Regions from separate parts of the Mus musculus genome. Here region 2 is linked to region 1. Evidence: chromatin loops called from intact Hi-C (ENCODE). Cell type or tissue: left cerebral cortex. All regions are shown on one strand. Links, peaks and the distances in the headings refer to the core of each region. The heading gives the core; the rest is flanking DNA. Region 1 overlaps Coq10b (coenzyme Q10B). Region 2 overlaps Sf3b1 (splicing factor 3b, subunit 1).

What was found. Peaks named below come from ENCODE experiments on the same cell type or tissue, not always from the same donor. Only the 100,000 strongest peaks of a DNase experiment are listed, where the experiment ranks them.
Region 2: it touches region 1 in a loop (4-fold over the local background); 14 of 42 quality-filtered maps call a loop at or near these places.

Annotation. Positions count from the first base shown.
Region 1 is chr1:55,069,764-55,079,444 of GRCm38, forward strand. Coq10b (coenzyme Q10B) reads left to right here. Exons shown (of 5, transcript NM_001039710.1): 5 at 1,873-2,939. The coding sequence ends at 2,040. It overlaps Hspd1 (heat shock protein 1 (chaperonin)), which reads right to left. Exons shown (of 12, transcript NM_010477.4): 10 at 9,293-9,467; 11 at 8,766-8,944; 12 at 8,071-8,677. The coding sequence ends at 8,525. Among named protein-coding and RNA genes, the nearest start is that of Hspd1, 13 kb to the right of the region's middle. In left cerebral cortex, for the core only: no CTCF peak of the experiment used is centred there; DNase peaks (open chromatin) are centred at 6,065 and 7,363.
Region 2 is chr1:54,992,611-55,002,291 of GRCm38, forward strand. It overlaps Sf3b1 (splicing factor 3b, subunit 1), which reads right to left. Exons shown (of 25, transcript NM_031179.2): 12 at 8,773-8,952; 13 at 8,402-8,488; 14 at 8,034-8,304; 15 at 7,632-7,777; 16 at 7,405-7,551; 17 at 7,017-7,142; 18 at 5,428-5,649; 19 at 4,402-4,584; 20 at 4,207-4,318; 21 at 2,756-2,876; 22 at 1,720-1,851. Among named protein-coding and RNA genes, the nearest start is that of Sf3b1, 30 kb to the right of the region's middle. In left cerebral cortex, for the core only: no CTCF peak of the experiment used is centred there; no DNase peak of the experiment used is centred there.

The DNA.
Region 1 (9,681 bases), core at 1,142-9,141:
TATATTTCATATTAGATGCAGAAATAATATTGAACATGATTTTTAATTTAGAGGCTCCTGCCAGGTGTGATGGCATGCACCTTTAATGCCAACACTGAGGGTACAGAGGCAGGTGATCTGTATGAGTTCAGGCCCAGCCTGGTACATAGCAAGTGAGTTCTAGGTCAGACAAGACTGCATAGTGAGACAGTATATAAACAAACAATCAATCAATCAATCAATCAATCTAGAATCTCCTAATTGTCTTGCTTATATCACGTCCGCTGTGGTAAATGCAAAGCCATTTCTAACTGGTTTCCCAAGAGGAAATGAGTTTTCTCTGTACTTGTGAGTCAGGTTTTAAATCCTAAGAAATGTTGGTAATTTAGGGTAAATGGTATATTCTTCTCTTTTTTTTTTTTTTTCAGCTCTTGAATTACTTTCATTAAAAAGTTAAGAGGCAGGGCATGCCTGTAATTTCTGCAGTATTGTGGCTAAGGCAGAAGGACCACAAGCTGGAAGCCAACCAAAGCTGTACAGTTAAACCCTGTCTCAGAAAAACAAAACAGTGTAGCACATAGAGCCTTGGATGCACTCTGAAAGTGGACATTAATAGGATGATTGGAAATGCAAACAATCTGGATAGCTAATTAAATTAAAGCATTATTACCTACTAACTGATAACTTTCTGATTTTGACAATTGTATGGCTATATGGTTATAAGACAAATAGGAAATTTTGGGGTGATGAGTATGTAAAAAATCCTTTATCTTGTTTCTGCTATTTTTTTTATTTTATTACATTTTAATTTATTACACGTGTACAGGTCAGAGGACAGCTAAAGGGTGTCAGTTGTGTCTTTCTGACACGCAGGTCCTAAGGCTGAAACTGAGGTCATCTGGCTTAGCAGCAGATGTTTTTCCCCACTGAGCCCTCTCAGCATTACAAGAAAGTAATTCAGCCAGGTGTGGTGGCACACACTTTGAATCCCACACTCAGGAGGCAGAGGCAAGCTTATTTCTGTGTTCAAGGTTAGCATGGTCCACACAGGGAATTCCAGGGAAGCTAAGGCAACACAGTGAAACCCTGTCTCAAACAAACAAACAAACAAAATTATTTAACAATGAAAAGCTAGAAGCCATTCCTCATGGTGTAGGCCTGTAATCCCAACTACTGGGGAAGTTAAAGCAAGAAGGAGTTCAGTGCCTGCACTCAGTGACTTTGAACCTAGCCTAGACAACTTAGTGAGACCCTATCTCAAAATAAAAAAGTTGAGAGCTTGCCCAGTGTGTGAAAAGTCCCAATATCAAGAGCAAGAAAGAAAGAAAAAAAAAATACAGGGTAGTACTCAGAGTGTGGCTCACTGGAAGCTGTAGTTTGATGTCAGCATTGCAGTCAGTCCATCAGAGAAAGTTAAAGTATTTTAATATCCAGAGGATGTTAGGCTACAATACTACTGTTTAAAATAAGTGCCTTGAATTCTGTCCAGAACAACAATGGGTATGTAAAGCTGTAACTCTTTGGCTGCCTGGTTTGTGGGTGACATGCATGTGCATGCATAGGCAATAACACTTTCCTACTGCTCCTTAGACCCAGGGTTTGTGTGTGTGTTGCACAGGCGCTCTACCACTAAGCTACATCACCAGATGTTTAAACTCTAGCCCAGGCAGGCCTTGAACTTGGATCTCCAAGTAACTGGACCTCGAGGCCTGAGGCACCATGGGCAGCTCTGCTCGGCCCTTGTTTATGTTTTCAGCTCAGGCTGTCCTGGAAGTCACTGTGTATACTAGGCTAGTGGTGAATCCCCAGTACTCATGCCCCAGCCTCCACGGGTGCTAGGATTATAGATGTGCCTCGCAAATGTGTAAAACAATTTTTAACATTTTCCTACAGATTTCTTTTGAATTCCGCTCCCTTCTGCACTCTCAGCTCGCTACTCTGTTCTTCGATGAAGTTGTGAAACAAATGGTAGCAGCCTTTGAAAGAAGAGCCTGTAAACTGTATGGTCCAGAGACAAACATACCTCGGGAATTAATGCTTCATGAAATTCACCACACCTAAGAGGAAAATATTAGCTGCCTCCACCTACTCTTGGCTAGTTTGTTCACTTCTAGGAAGTCCTTTTACCATCTGTTGAGAAGTCAGAAAGCATTTGTTAAACCTGCCTTGATTCTAAGCCCGTGCTGTTGAAAATTTGCACATTGAACATGGACCCACTTGTACATAGAATTATTTCTTCAATCAAGTGTGACTCTAAGTATCATGTACATTTGCAGGCTCCGACCACCTTTGTAATAACGGATGTCATCACTGTTGCTAGGATACCACATTCCTCGTTTGAGTGTACAGATGAACAAGTCTTTTAATTCTCACCTTACATGAAAAGGTTAGCTGAGATACAATGTGTGTTATATTAACCATATCATGTTTAAGTTATTAGGTTCAGAGTATTTGTAACTTATTGTTATTCGGCATGCCATATGGCTTAGGGTATTTGAATAATCATATATTTACCATTAAAACTGTGATTTAAAGTATTGCTAATGAAGTCTTAGCACTTTGGGTATTTTAATTGTTCTTATGGGTAGCAGTAGATGATTCAGTGTTGTTGGGAAGTTGTTTCCCAGATGTACTGAGTGGGGTTTTTGTTCTGGTCTTTTGTTTTTTGTTTTTTGTTTTATTTGGTGAGTGGTCCAGAGCTCTGAGCTACTTTTCTAGACATTTGAAACTTCCTTCCAGGTGCTTTGTGCTGATTGTGTGTCAAAATTTTATCTGCCACTGTAGGCAACAGATAAGTAAGTAGTTAATTTGTCTCCAGCACCACACAAGGCATTTTCTATTTATTGTGCATATTCACTTTCAATAATATTCTGAACTGATTTTTTTTTAAAAACCACAAATCAGTAGAAAGGCTGAAGTCATGACTTAATAAAGTTAAATTGTTTATTTTTGTATAGTGACCTTGGTTATTTAAATCTTTTTGTTTTTTATTTGGTTTTCATGATAAGGTCTTTCTGTGTAATATCCCTGGCTGCCCTGGAACTCACTCTGTAGACCAGGCTGGCCTCTAACTCACAGAGATCCTCCTGCCTCTGCCTCTCTGCTGGGATGAAAGCATAGCTGCTATCACCACCACTGGCTGTTATTTTAATCTTTTCTGTATAGTTTTCATGTCTATTTGGACGGATGGTCTAGTGTGCTTCCCTGTTACTAATGAGCAAAAGCACTTGTGAGGAGTATGTTTATTTCAGCTTTCAGTTCACCACTTATCACAGAGGGAAGCCAGGGCAGGAGCTAAAGCAGAGACTAGGAGAATGGGCCTTCTGGCTTGTTCCCTGTCTGGTGTTCAGTTAGTTTCTTTTACACTGCAGACCCACCTGCTCAGGCATGGCATAGGCCACAGTAGCTTGTCAGGATGTCTCGCAGACACACCCCAGGTCAGTCAGATGACAGCAAGTTTCTGACTAATACTACCCCATCCCAGGTGACTAGGTGACAGGTGACTAGGTATGTGTGGCATTGACAGCTTCAGCAACCGAAACAATAAAAGTGCAATACTATAGAATATCATGTCTTACAAATACTTTCCTGGATGCAATATTCATCCCCAATTTGATCCTCAGCACTGCCAGAACAAGGGGAAAACCTTCCATAGAGACAGAGAAATCTGAACTGAACACATTCTTTACTCAGTATTCTCTCCCTTCCTTTCACTCTGCAACCAAATCACCTCTGCATACTAAACTTCCAGCCACAGTGCTTTCAGCTATAATTGGTGCTTGTGGGAATTTGCTCTAGTCTCTGCTCAGTCACTCCCTCCCAGGCACTGGCTGTGTGGTTTTGAGGAGCTCACACTGGTCTGCTCACATGGACTTGAGTTGTGCTTTTAACAAGTGAAACAGGATCTCCCACTTGTAGGTAAGGCACACACGGCCAGAGCAAAGTGACCTGTGTATAATTGTGTCCCTTGCATTTGATTTGAGCTTTGGTATTTGATCTAGTGTTAATGGGATGTCATTAACCCAGGCTGGCCTGGAACTCACGATGTGGCACGGGAGATGCTCTCATTACTGAGGCTCTTGGTCAGCTTCCCAAATGCTAACACTAAATTTGAGCTACCATGTGTGCATATGGTGGTCTGTTGTTGACCCTGGGTGTCTTCCTTGATGGCTCTTCATGCTATTGTAGCAGTCTCTTTTTTTTTTTCCATTTTTTATTAGGTATTTAGCTCATTTACATTTCCAATGCTATACCAAAAGTCCTCCATACCCACCCACCCCCACTCCCCTACACACCCACTCCCCCTTTTTGGCCCTGGCGTTCCCCTGTACTGGGGCATATAAAGTTTGCGTGTCCAATGGGCCTCTCTTTCCAATGATGGCCGACTAGGCCATCTTTTGATACATATGCAGCTAGAGTCAAGAGCTCCGGGGTACTGGTTAGTTCATAATGTTGTTCCACCTATAGGGTTGCAGATCCCTTTAGCTCCTTGGGTTCTTTCTCTAGCTCCTCCATTGGGAGCCCTGTGATCCATCCATTAGCTGACTGTGAGCATCCACTTCTGTGTTTGCTAGGCCCCGGCATAGTCTCACAAGAGACAGCTACATCTGGGTCCTTTCGATAAAATTGTAGCAGTCTCTTGCTGAACCCGGAGCCCACTGATTCTGGCTAGTGGAGCTATATGGGATGCCCAGGGATATCTGTCTCTGCCTCTCAAGTGCTGGGATTCCAGATGTTGCCATCTCTGTCTGACTTTTTACATGGATGCCAGAGATCCAAAAAATACTGGTCCTCATGCATGTACAGCCAGCACTTTATCCTTTGAGCCATCTCCTTGCCCTGGGAGCGCAGGGTAGGAGCATAATCCTGATACTCTATCCTACTCTAATTTGCTAAATAGGCTGCTGTCAAATTGCCTTCTACGGAGTTATGTTTACTTGTGGATTTGTGCCACTTTTCGTCAGAGTATCTTCTTTGTGCCATGAGTGGTAGTTAATACAGAGATTTATATGTTAGACTTCTGAGAGTGGCTCAAGTGTTTTATGCTAAGTGAGACCTCTACATTACCCTCTAAGGGCTCAGGGGACATTTTGTGTGAAAGAGTAGAAAGACTATGAACTAGGAGATAAGAGTGCTGGAGGAACATCTGGACAAGACATGGCCTCTGCACTCAGGAACTCATAGCTGTACAAGGTGGAGGAAATCCACATTCCATCACGGATGGATGGGGGAGGGGCTCCTGAGCGCCAACCCCTTCCTAACAGACTATTCCTAACAGACTATTGGCAGTTAATGCTTGCTGAGGAGGGAGGGAGAGGGTGTCATTTTTTTCACTGTGTACTCACTGGTACATTACTCATGATCCAGTAAAAAATAAAAATAAAAACTCCTCAAGTCATGCTCATACAAGCAACCTTAAACTTTGGGTCATCAAAACAAACAAACAAACAACCCAGAACAACTTGTATAGAAGATTCCCATGTGTAAAATTGTCCCAAAAAGAAAAAAGGCAGAGGAATCCTGGAAAGACCAGTGTGTCATGTACACACATCTTGTCCCAGTCTTCCTGCACTGCGAACTGTTCTTAATTCTTAATTAATTCACTTTTCTTTTTAGGAGTCTGTGCCTTGGAAATGCCTTCATTACCTAATGTGTGAGGGCTGCTGATGTGTGATAAGCATTCAGTAAATATAAAGTGAATCTAAATCAAGTTTTTATGTTTTCCAGGTTATATCTATATATAACCCTGAACTCACTATGTATTTTAGGATGACCTTGAACTCCTGGTCATCCTGCCCTTGCCTCAGTGCTGGGATTATAGGTCTGAACCACACACCTGATTTATGCAGCAGAGGGTGCAGGGCATGCCATTCTGCCAATAGAGTTAAAGGAATTCTAATCAGCACTTGAGAGGAAGATCTAACCAGCGAGGGCTACATATAAGACACTCAAAAAGGAAAAAAAAAATGTCATCATAAATTAAAACTAAGTTGCAAGTCCACCTCCCCACTCTCTGGGGCCTCCAGTTTCTCAAAGGTTAGGCCCATCTTCTCTCACTGAGGCCAGACTAGGCAGTCCTCTGCTGTATATGTGTTGGGGACCTGGGACCAGCTTGTGAATGCCGCCTGGTTGGTGGCTCAGTGTCTGAGATCTCAGAGGTCCAGGTTAGTTGAGACTGCTCATCTTGGGGCCATTCTTTTATTCAACCCACCAGTTACTATTTCACCTTGTGCTTAGTGAAAGAAAGACTGCCTCTGTAGGGCAATTTCTATACCTTTCTGTGCATTGCAGATAGTTTCCCATTGACTTAGATAAAAGCAGTTGGCTCCCAGTTTGAGATGAAGTGTAAGGTGAAATCATGAGGCGTTTCAGACAGTTGTATCCAATCAGGACGTTGAGAGTGATAAAACACAAGGTCAACTGGCTTTCCCCTTTTGATAATGCCTAGGACCCAAGCGCAGGGATGGTTCTACAATGTCAGGGTGGGTGGTTCTCTTTGATAACCTAATCAAGAAAAGACCACAATGCATGCTGAGAGGTTTGTCTCCTAGTTGGTTGTAATGCCCTTCAAGTTGGTTTTCTGTTGTTTTTTTTTTTTTTCATTTTTCTCTCCTAGACAAGATTTCCCTGTGTAACCCTGACTGTCCTGAAACTCAATTTGTAGACCAAGCTGGTCTCAAAACTCAGAGATCTGGCTTCTACTACCCCCTGGGTACTAGGATTAAAGGCATGTGTCACCACTGGCTTTTTTTTATTTCATGTTAATATTAACCATCATCATGGGAGAGTCCAACCTCAGTTCAAGGCAAGGTTTCAAGACTGATTTCTCTGTAGCTCTGGCTGTCCTGGGATTCACTGACTTCAAACTCAAGAGATCTGCCTCCTCAGTGCTGGGATGGAAGGCATACCTCACCATATCCAGCTAAAAATAAACTTTTAAAAGTTTAATAATAAAAATTAAAGCTGGGCTGGTGAGATGGCTTAGTGGGTAAGAGCACTGCTCTTCCGAAGGTCCAGAGTTCAAATCCCGGCAACCACATGGTGGCTCACAACCATCCGTAATGAGATCTGACTCCCTCTTCTGGAGTGTCTGAAGACAGCTACAGTGTACTTACATATAATAAATAAATCTTAAAAAAAAAATTAAGGCTAGGCAATACTGGCACACATATTCAATCCCAGTATTTGGGAAACAGCATGGTCTACAGTCACCAGGATAGCAAGGAGTGGGGGCGGGAACCAATCAAAATGCCCTTAAGCACTTCCTGTTACTTCCAGGTTGACTTAGACCAGACTACCTGCAGCTATGAGATCAGGCCAGGCAGTTACTTTGGAAGGGTTTCGGACCCACTCACATTTCCCTGGGGTCTCTGCCAGTGGAAACACTCCATTGCATTTTTTCAGACAAAGCAGTGTACATCAAGGTTCCTTTCCTCTTGGTTACTCATTTTTGAAGTAGATGCAAGTACATTTCCACAGCTAAACTAACTAAAGAACTAGTGTTTGCTCCCCCTTTTCATTTCTGGCTTATTTGTTCTATTCTGGAAATTTCCATCCTTTACTCAAATAAACCCTTTGTGGAATTACAACCAGCTTTTGCTTTCACAGAATGGCCAACTGACTTCAGACTATTTCTGGTGCTCTGCATCCTGCTATCTGGCCCTCTTGTTTCTTTTACACCAAGAAATGAATAATCTTCACTCTTTGAGGGTAAAGTGAGGGTTGGGGGATTAAACCTCATAGTGCTTATTTGCTTGGCTAGATCTCTGGTAATTCTAGACTCACTTAAAAATTCAAGTACTGAAGACTGGTTAAAATGTTAAGTTGCTCATTAAGTCTTTTTACTATGGCATAAACTTCAAAATGGTAAGGAAAGACTAAACTCCTTTATGATCACTTATGATACTCTCCAAATCAGTCAAGCTAACCAGTGTTGTGCCTTCTGTAAAACCTCACGAAGCAATAATCCTATCTCCAAGGAAAAGCAAGAGACTACAGACTATAGGTGGACTGTTTCTATATACCCAACTGTGCTCCTCTGATTGGCTTTCATTTCTCCCATCAAGACCATGGAAAGGGTAACACAACCAGAAACTTTAAACAAAATTTTATTACACAAAGGTTGTCACATAATTGGATACTTCTCTACTTTGTACACAATCATTCCCACCCTCCACAGAAAGGCTGCTTCTGAACTCTCATGTGGTGACACAGCGCTACAGTCCTGATGCTCACAGAACAGTAGAGATGCCTCAGTGATTTAAGTTGAAAGCAGGACACTGGTATATGGCTCTTGCACCCAGCATCAGGAATGTACAAATGTCTTTATTCAAAAATACAAAATAAATTATCTGTAGGCATGGACAATGACAGCAGTAAACCATTATATATCGTCAAAGGAAACCAGTAACTGATGATTACAGTGGTCAGCCAGCCTTCTCTTCAGTCATTTTCTCCAGGTGACTTCTCTGAAGTTATTGGTGAGGAACCTGCCTTGAGCTTCCTGTCACAGTTCATTGATAAGGGCAAAGCACTACTCTAGGAGTTAGAACATGCCGCCTCCCATACCCCCTCCCATGCCACCCATTGCACCCATTCCAGGGTCCTTCTCTTCTTTAGGAATTTCTGTCACTACAGCTTCGGCTGTAGTTAGCAAGGAGGCCACCCCAGCAGCATCCAGTAAGGCAGTTCTCACAACCTAGAAAAAATTTTAGTAAAATAATTTATGAATAAAAACCATGCAGAGAGCAAGACATCCAGTGTGTATGAAATGCTGAATCACTTACCTTTGTTGGATCAATGATCCCTTTTTCCACCATGTTCACAAAATCTCCAAGCATGGCGTCATAACCAACTTCTGAGGAACTCTGCAGAATTTTCTCAACTATCAAAGATCCTTCAACACCTGCATTCTTAGCAATCGTCATTGCAGGAATTTTAAGTGCTCTTTTAATAATTTCTATACCTATAAAACAAACACATTTTTACAAATTTGCTTTGTCTTCTCTTTCTGGGGAGCCAGAGGACTTAGTTTAATCCTTAGCACCAATGTAACTCCAGGTCCAGGCTACCTAATGCTCCCTTCTGGCCCAGAGAATACTGTAAATGCATAGCACACAAGACATGAAGGCAAAATGCACCCCCCAACACACACAAAATAATTAAAAAGAAAACAAGAGTTTAGTAAATGAGAAGACTTATCCAATCCTACCATAGGTGAAATAATTCCCCCTGTAAAATGTGTTACATTGCTAATCAACAATACTTTTCAATAAGAATGAGGCCACAAACTCATTTGAAAGATGATCTTTACCTATTTTCTGGTCTTCATTAGCAGGCTTTAATGAATCCAAGGCTGGGATGCACCGAAGCAGAGCGCAGCCCCCTCCTAGAACAATGCCTTCTTCAACAGCTGCTCTTGTAGCATTGAGAGCATCAGTAACTCTGTCTTTTTTCTCATTCACTTCAACATCACTTGTTCCTCCAACCTAGAGATTAAGAAATTCCAGTTAGCATGACCTTTCCCATTCAATGACCACCTAAAGCCACCTAGAATGCAGACATAAGCTGGGTACAGCATCATGTAAGTCATGACCCCTGCAGTTGAGAGGCTAAAGCAGGTGGGTTACACCAACTGAGGCCAGCTAGGGCTACAGCAGAGTTCAAAACAAAAGCAACAACAAAAGAAGCAACTCTAGAATA
Region 2 (9,681 bases), core at 914-8,913, 77 kb before region 1:
TTCAGCACCCACATGGCAATTATCAACCATCTCTAATTCCAAATTCCAATAGATCTAATACTTTCTTCTGGTTCCTAAGGGTACAGGCACACAAGTGGCATACAAACATATATGCAGCCAAAGCATTTATATACATAAAAATTAGAAACAACAAAAAAGATTAAGTACGTTTAATAAAAAAAAATCCTAATGTTAAGAATGTTATACATGCACATAAATGTAGTTTGATCAAATCCATCCCTCCTTCTCTCCTTTCTAATGTGTCTCCTCTCTCTCCCTTCCTCCATCATCCTCCCCAACTTTATGTTGTTTTTATTAAATCCACCGAGTTAAGTCTGCTCAGTAGTAAAGAGCACTAGCTGCTTTTCCAGAGGGCCCAGGTTTGACTCCACCATTCACTTGATGGCTCACAACCATCCATACCTTTAGTTCTAGGGCATCCAACACCTTCTTCTGAGCGCCAATGGCAGCAGGTATGCACAGGTGTACACACATGCATATATATGCATGCAAAACATTCAACAAACATAAAATAAATAAATCTTTAAAAAGAAATTAAACCCACTAAGTCCAGATAGTGCTAGTAGTATGTGCGTGGGTGTAGACGTTTACTGAAGTATGTACAGACTTTCAGGGGCCACATCTCTTAAAACTGAATCTCTGGAGAAGTCACCAATTGCCAATAGCTACCCAGATAGAGTGAGACTTCAAGAATCCCTCTCCCACCCATGCAGCTAGTTTGGCTGACTTGATCTCGTCCTTGCAGTCATGACTGATGTGAGTTCATGTGTGCAATTGCAATGTCGTGTCCAAACAGTGTTCTTCTGCTGCAGATGCCTACTACCTCTGACTTTTACAATCTTTACATCCCCTCTTCCAAAATGATCACCAAATCTTGAGAATAAGGGGTATAATGTAATTGCCCACTATTATGTTTAATGGACATGATAAACTGCACCCTAACTTTTTCCTCTTTATACCCATAAATCAGTGCACTTCTCGACCTTATCAGAGGTTGAGAACCTTCACTTATTTTTGTACGTATGAGTGTTGTCTGCATGTGTTCACTGTCTGCACCGGGGATCAGATCCCCTGGCACTGGAGTTTATAGTCATAGGTTGTGTGAGCCAAGTGGAGGCCGAGATCAAACCTGGCTCCTCTGCAACAATGGGCAGGGCTCTTTCCTGCTGAGTCACCTTTCTGGCCGCAGAGAAGCTTCATTTTGTTAAGAGCAATTAAAACCAAGGCCCACAATCTGACAATGTGAGGAGAGTAAAAGACTGTAGAATACTCATTCCTTAATGTTTTAAGCAATATTCCAGCCAGGCATAATGGTACATGTTCTTAATATGTTTTTGATCTCAGCACTGGGAAGGCAGAAATAGGCAGATCTATGAGTTTGAGGCCAGCCTGGTTACATACCAAGTTCCAGGACAGCCAAGAATGCATGGATAGACTCCCATCTCAAAAAACAAACAAAAAAAAGCAATATTCTAAAATAGGACCAACAAAAACTTGAATGTGCCTCTAAAAATACCTATACTTTGCTAGGGAAAATTTTAAAGCCTTCTGAGTTAAACAAAAATATAAGAAAATATTCTTAAGGTCACTGGTTAAATAAAATGCTTTTTCTTCAAATGATTAACTATACTATGCCTCCAAAGATATGTCTACATGAAAGTACTTTCCAACACAATGGGTTTATTATAACCTACTCACCCAATAGCCTTTGCGATATAACCAAATGTATTGACGGTAGCTCTTCGAATAGCTTTTTTGTGAGCTTTTAAGAGCTCTAAAAGCTCAAAGCAAATCCTCATCCATTCTCTTGCAGATACATATTCAGCTCCCCTAAATTAAAAAAAAAAAATGCAATTAAATGAATTAACATTTTGTTAATGCATTTTGATGTTTTGTTTTGCTTTGTTTTTGTAGTGTTGGGGATGAAGCCCAGGGCCCATGAATGCCAAATAAGGGTTCTACTACTCTAATGAGCATTTAGAGAGTGAATGTGCATATTCAATTCTGAAATCGTTATTAATCCATCTTAAATATTAAATGAAAACTATTATCACCCTTTTAAAAAGCCTGACTTGTTAAGTGATGCTGTGCAGCTTTAATCCCTGATTTAAATTCAAAGCCAACCTGGTCTGTACAGTGAATTCCTGGCCATCCAAGGATACCGTCAGACCTTGTCTCAAAAGAAAAGAAAATAACAAAAAGAAAGAAAGCAAGCCTGACTTGGTTTTAAAATTATACTGCGGGGGCTGGTGAGATGTCTCAGTGGTTAAGAGCACCGACTGCTCTTCTGAAGGTCCTGAGTTCAAATCCCAGCAACCACATGGTGGCTCACAACCATCCGTAATGAGATCTGACGCCCTCTTCTGGAGTGTCTGAAGACAGCTACAGTGTACTTACATATAATAAATAAATAAATATTTTAAAAAATTATACTGCTAAGTCAGGCAGTGGTGGCACATTTAATCACAGCACTCAGGAGGGAGGCAGAGGCAGGTGGCTCTCTGTTTAAAGACAGCCTGGTCTACAGAGTGAGTTCCAGGACAGCCAGAGATACAGAAAAACCCCGTGCAGGGTGCCAGGGTGAGGGGGAGAGGAAGACACCCACACAAAACAAAACACTATACCACTATTTCCTATTACCACTCAAAGTGAAATCTTGCTTAATCTAAAAAGAAATACTGCCTATACTTGAACTAAAATACAAACGAGAATTGTTGCTATGTAATCTGTTTACCTGTCAGCAATGCGTCCAACAAGATCAATACAATTCTCTTGTACTTTTTCATGTCTGTTCTTTAAAATGGGGGTGAGTCTAGGCAGGAGATCTTTAATTGGTGGTGTCATCTTATGCATACCTATTTGACAGAAATCAAGGAACTATTAAAACCTGAACTGCAACTTTTCTTTTTTCTTTTTACAGTACAGTAAAAATAAGTTATAAGCTACCAGTGGATAGTGGATAAAGACCCCAGATTCTAATTACAATTTTTTAAAACTATTAACAGCTCCTTGTTACATTTAGAAATCAAAGAAATCAGTGAAGGGATTTTTAAAACAAAAACAAAAAAAAAAAAGAGGGTTATGCAGTAACAAAAAGATTTTATTTGCTTTTGAAATGTTATTAGTACACTGACATTTAAATATGGGGACAGCCTATGTTGTGGCCAAACACAACAATATAAGCCAAAGCTAGGTCAGATCAAATCAGTACGGGTCCCTATAACTGAAAAACAAATCAGACCTCTAGTCTCCATGAAATTACCTATGAAGAGAGAAAAAGAGACAGCTAGCAAGGGCTCTTGATCTAACTAGAATTACTAGAAGCTCTGATTCTCCACTGCTTTTCTCATGTTTGTCAGATTAACCATATGGTTTACAACTCTGGCAAACCAGAGAATCACAAGTGGCTAAAAGACTGTTGGCAAGTCATTATCTGTACATATCTGAGCTAAAAGAGTATTCTGCTAAAGCTCTAAACTGCTCTATACTACTTACTCCTTTCCCCAAAATGGGAAGAACAGTGATTACCAACAGCCAGGTCCTATGAACTCTCAGCCTTTTCTAACCCTTTCACAGTCCTAAAGGAGTTACTTTCAACACTGTTTAAATACAATGAGATTTTGAACCCAGGAATCCTTTTGTTTGCTTCATCATAATTCCTTGAAAAAGAGTGACCATACCTGAGATTGTTGTGTTTTTAACTTATAGATAAAAGACGTGATAGTCTTTTTTTTTAACCAAGTCATCTTCTTTGAACTCATAGTATAAAAAAAATAAATAAATAAATCTCAACCAGTCAAAATACCTTACCATAGAAAGGAAATTTCTAAAACTAAATTACACCTTGAGGGTTGCTCCTTCCTCTTACAGAAGATGCTAGATTATTTTTCAGCTGATACACTAGTTCTATTAGAGCCCTCTCTTCCATTAACTCAAAACATTTTGGGCTGTTACTATTTCTGTACTTTAAATTTCTGTACTAAATTTCTCCTTTTTAACATTTTTAAGTAAAATATAAATAGATAATAGTAAGGGAGATTGGTTACATCTGACAATCCTAAAGTGCTCCAGAAAAGAAGATTAAAAAAAAAAAAAACAAACTCCTAAATACAACTTTACATCTTGCTTTCAAAATACAAAGAAAATTAAAAGGCCAAATTCTCACATGACCAGCAAATTCCATACCTATTACGTTTACAATAGCCTTCAGTGCTCCAAGAATGCTGCCCAATACTTCAGGGTACTCTTCACCCAAATATTCATACAGCACCACACCCAAGTGCCCCATCAGTTTTTCCTAAATAAAAGGAATGTTAAAAATGTTACTTTTTCCATTAAGATACCTGTTTTAAAAAATATACATCTGGTAGAATAGATTACCTCTTGACAAGTCTTCATAACAACAGCAGTTCGAGAAATCAAGTCAGCTGCTTGTTGCCTAACTTTTGCTGATTTGTTATTTAAACGCCATAAAACTGTACCACAGATCTGAGGCAAGTATGGTTTGACTCGTTTGCCAAGAGCATTAACTACTGTGCCAAAGCCATTCAACATTACTGAATCCTAAAAGAGAAAAGTTAAGTTATATTTAGAAAAACAAAAACAAATCACTAAAAATATATAATTTAGTTTTGACTGAAAGTTCATTGTTCAATAATATTCAATCTTTCCAACCACCCAAACATCCCATTTGTTTTTAAACCAAAAAATCTGAGGTAAAAAAACATGTTAAACTGAGGACAACTGGTCACTAAAATGTCTTTTAAGGGATATCTGCTTGGGCTGGAGAGATGGCTTAGCAGTTTAAGAGCACTGACTACTCTTCCAAAGGTCCTGAGTTCAAATCCCAGCAACCACATGGTGGCTCACAATCACCCGTAATGAGATCTGATGTCCTCTTCTGGTGTATCTGAAGCCAGCTACAGTGTACTTATGTATAATAATAAATAAATCTTTGGGCCATAGCAAGCAGGGCTGATCCAGTTCCCAGCAACGAGAGGATGGCTCACAACCATCTGTACAGACACAGTGTACTTATATACATAAAATAAATAAATAAATCTTTTAAAAAATATATAAAAGGGATATCTGCTTTTAAGAGTAGGTTTTCAAAAAATAAGAAATAAAAGTAGGTTTTCTACATAAATGAAAGTCAATGGCAATAAAAGTAGGTTTTCTACATAAATGAAAGTCAATGGCAATATGCCACAATAATCAAGTTTGTGACAGGCCAGGGTGATGGCTCGGCTGGTAAAGTGCCTGCTTCCAAGCCTCATGCCCATGCCCCAGGAGACAAGTGGTGATAGGAGACAACTGATCCCCAAAATCTCCTTCTAATTTTCACCCACACATATGCACACAAAATAAAATTTAAAAGCAAGGAAGAAGGTGGTTGGCTACCCTTACCTCTGTAGTCTGTTCTTGGAAAGCATAGAGAATACCATCAATCAGTTGTTCCTCAAGTTTATGGTCAATATCTGCTGCGCCTAGATTACCCATAATTTTCTCAATTGTTTCCATCACCATTTTCCTGTACTGCTCAGCTTCATCCTTCAGATCATCAACAATCCTAGATATGATCTCTGCTGCACCTACTTTGTTTGCCAACTCCACAGTTGTATCAACTAACTGAAAGACAAAAACAAAACTCTTTAAATCTATTACTTTTCCAAGGAAATAAAACATACTAAACTTTAATTGTGAGAGCACCTAGATATGGATCGTTCAAATTCCATGCCAGTCTGGATGGACAAGGCCCAAGGCAGCCCAAAACTTAAGATCCTATCTCCAAAACAAAAACAATTCTAAGTAAAACTATACTTAGGTTTCAGCTAGCTAAAGCTTCAATTTACCAGACAAAACCATCAGCTCATAGCTTAGTACTGTTGAGCTGGGAGGCTGAGGCAGAAAGACCAAGATTTTGAGACCAGCTTCAGCTACAAAGTAAAATTTTGTCTCAAAAGAAAAGAAACAAACAGGGCTGTAGGGAAGACTCAAAAGGTAAAAGGCACTTCCCAACAAATCTGATAACCTGAGTTTAATCTCCATGATCCATCTGGAAGAGGGAACTCTTGCCTGCTGCTCTCTTCACACATGCATGCCCTGAGGCACATATACAGACCAAGTAAGTAAGTGTAATTTAAACACAATACATATGCATATATACATACACACAGGGCCTGGGCTAGAAAACTGGGGATAGTGGTGGGGTTCCTTCCAGAAGACCCAAATTCAATTCCCAGGACCCACATGGTGGCTCATAACTGCAATTCCAATACAAGATCTGATGGCCTGGCCCCTTGCAGGCATGACACACACCAAATATAGTGCACAGATACATGTCCAAGCAAAATACTAATACACATAAAAAATAAACATTTAAGTTTTAAATACACTAGTTAATGGGAATTTCACATTAAATGTATGCTTTTAAAAGAAAAGGGGGGGGGGGCTGGTGAGATGGTTCAGTGGTTAAGAGCGTCGACTGCTCTTCCGAAGGTCCCGAGTTCAAATCCCAGCAACCACATGGTGGCTCACAACCATCCATAACGAAATCTGATGCCCTCTTCTGGAGTGTCTGAAGACAGCTACAGTGTACTTACATTAAATAAATAAATAAAATGAATAAATAAATCTGGAGGTAGGGGAGGGGAGGGGAGGGGAGGGGAAAAAAAAAAAAAGACACCCAAAAAGAGGCCAGGTGTGGCTGAGCACACCTTTAATTCCAGGACATAGAAGATGGCAGCAGCAGCAGATGGAGCAGTTTGAGGTCTGCAGAGTGATTTCTAGGCTACTTAGTGAGACCCTATCTCAGACAGACAGACCAAACAGAAAGAATGGACTTTAAAAATTCCATCTCTTGTCACAGTAAAGTACATACAAGTATAAATTTTAAGACAGTCAAAGCAAATTATAGCATGTAATATGCATTCTAAGTAGGTAAAGAATTAGTCAAAAAGATTTATGAGAATCAAAGTTTAGCAATAAAAGGTCACCTGTCGGTAATTTCTTCTATCCAAAGCCATTCTGTGTTGCCAAAAGTGTTTAAAGAAAGGTGGAAGAATCTCTGTTTTAATGTAGTTTGCTTCTACACCATCAGTTCCACAACACTGTTTCACCACCTATAAGGTTAATAAAAAAGAAATATATATATCAAATGCAGCACTGGCAAAACACAAAACAATCCAACACAGTTATGAGTAGGTACCAATACCTAATTTTCGTAATGCAATCCAAATTTTAGCAATGTATCTAACCATGTATCCAAGCTGTAATAACTTTTACAGTACAAAAATAGGTTTGATTTGTTTTTAATGTTATAAAGATCTCTCTGAACTTCCTAAAACATGCACATACCCACAAACTGAGCAACTAATTACTTACCTTCAAAACAATTTTCTTCATTTCTTCATCAGGAGACTGAAATTCTCGAATGAGGATTAACATCACTTCTCTAGTATAGTAGTTGGCATATTCTGCATCCATAAGAGGAATAAGATACCCAATAGCCTTCAAGAAAGCAGCCAGACCCTATTTAAAAATATATACGTTAGTAAATTAAGTTTCGGTTATCTTACTAGCAACAAAAACTGATCTAATGAGCGATTCACCTTTCCTCTGTGTTGGCGGATACCCTTCCATAGGGGCTTGAGCACAGAATCAAAAGACTCAATACCATAAGGAGTTGCTGCCTCAGCCAAAGCAGCAATGGCCAGAGCACTGATGGTCCGAACTTTCTGCTGCTCATCCACGAGACCTATACAATCAGACATGGTTATGAGTAGGTACCCACACCTAATTTTCATAATACAATCCAAATTTTAGCAATGTATCTAACCATGTATCCAAACTGCAATAATTTTTTTATAGTACATAAAATTTAGGCAATGGTAATTTGTTAACAGAAAATATTACAAACCCCATTTCAAAATTTGCGTGAGAAGTCTTTCATTTAATTACACATACACCTCTCCCCATCAGGACAGCTGATCTATAAAAGATACACCACTTACCATGTTCAATGATTTCAACCAAACTTCTGAGATGTGGCAAGATAGCACAGCCCATGAGAATGGCTATCTGTTGTACAATCTTAATACCAGTGTGCCTCGCTTGCCAAGACTTCTTGCTTTTGCACACAGCTTTTAAGAAAGGCAATAAAGAAGGGATGCCCAGGGCAGAGGCTACGACAGCAAAAGCTCTAGCTGTTGTGTTTCGGACATATTCATCCATGTTATCTATATCAGGTCTCATGGTAGAAATCATAGTAGCCAGACCAGCAGCCTAAAGAGAAAAGTGACAACAGCCACTTAAGTTAGTACCATTAATCCTCAACCCATCAAAAGACAAACTTCCTTTTCTAGGAATTTAATGTGAATACCTTTGCCAAATTAGAAATAATCTCTCGGCCTTCCACTCTAGCATAGTAATCTTCATCAATCAACAGTGGCTCGATAACCACAAGAATCTGAAAGAATTAAAAAAAAAAAAAAAAAAAAAAAAGAGGAATTACATACATTTCCACATCAATTTATCAAAGACATTTGTTAATTAAGGGATAGGTTAAACAATTTTAATTCCCTGGCAGTAATTGCACATTCCTTCAAGGGCAGCCTGGACTAAGTTCCAGGTCAGCCAGGGCTACATATACACACAAAGGAAAGTAACAACTTCCAGATTCCACACAGTGGAAAAATAGAACCAGAAAAATAAAAGTTAAACCATTAAACACTACTTCGAGAACAAACCAACCTTGTGCACATACGGCCGCACCAAGTCATCAAGTTTATACAATATTCTATCAATAACTTTCACAAGTAAATGTCGCTCTTGATCCTCAAGTGTAGGGGACATCAACAGAGGAAGAATCTGGTTAAACAGTGGTCCAGCTCCAAATTCTCGAGCTTTATCAGTAATCTGACGTAAGGCAGCCTGAGGAAAATCAGAGAAATGAGAAAAGTTATTTTTTTATGAGCAAACATTCCAAAGTGGCAATTTGCACCAGGAATAATATACTGTATACTTTTATAGACAATTTACATAAAGTAGTCTGAATTTGTTTCTGTCGAAATTGTTTTGATATTCAAACTCTTATCTAAGTTCAACATTAGCAACTCATTTTAAAAGGGCAATTCATTTAGTGGCAGGTGAGGGCTTAGAGGTAACGGTGCATATACCACCAAGCCTAATAATGACTCTATTGCAACTCTGAGATCCAGACAACAAAAGGAGAGAACCAACTTCCAAAAGCTGTCCTCTGAACTCCATGTTTATCCTGGAGCATGACCTACCTGTCCACTTGCACACATATCCTTGCACCATGCATGCACACATGCATGTGTGTAACAAATAAATAGATGAGCATAAAAGAAAAAAGGGTAACTTAAGAGGGCTAGCAAGACTCCTTCCTCAGTGGGTAAAAGGTACTGGCAGGTCACCAAGCCTGATGATCAACTGAGTTTAATCCTCACAACCCAGACAGCAGAAGGAAAGAACTGATCCTGCAAGTTATCCTGACCTTCCACTTGTGCTCCATGTGCACATGCCCATAAATAAGATGGTTTTTAAAAAAAAAAAAGAAAAAAAGGATAATTTGATAATTTAGTAGAGCTTTGGAGCCATGTGCCATATGCCTTAGTTCTGCTTGAACAACCTTCTATG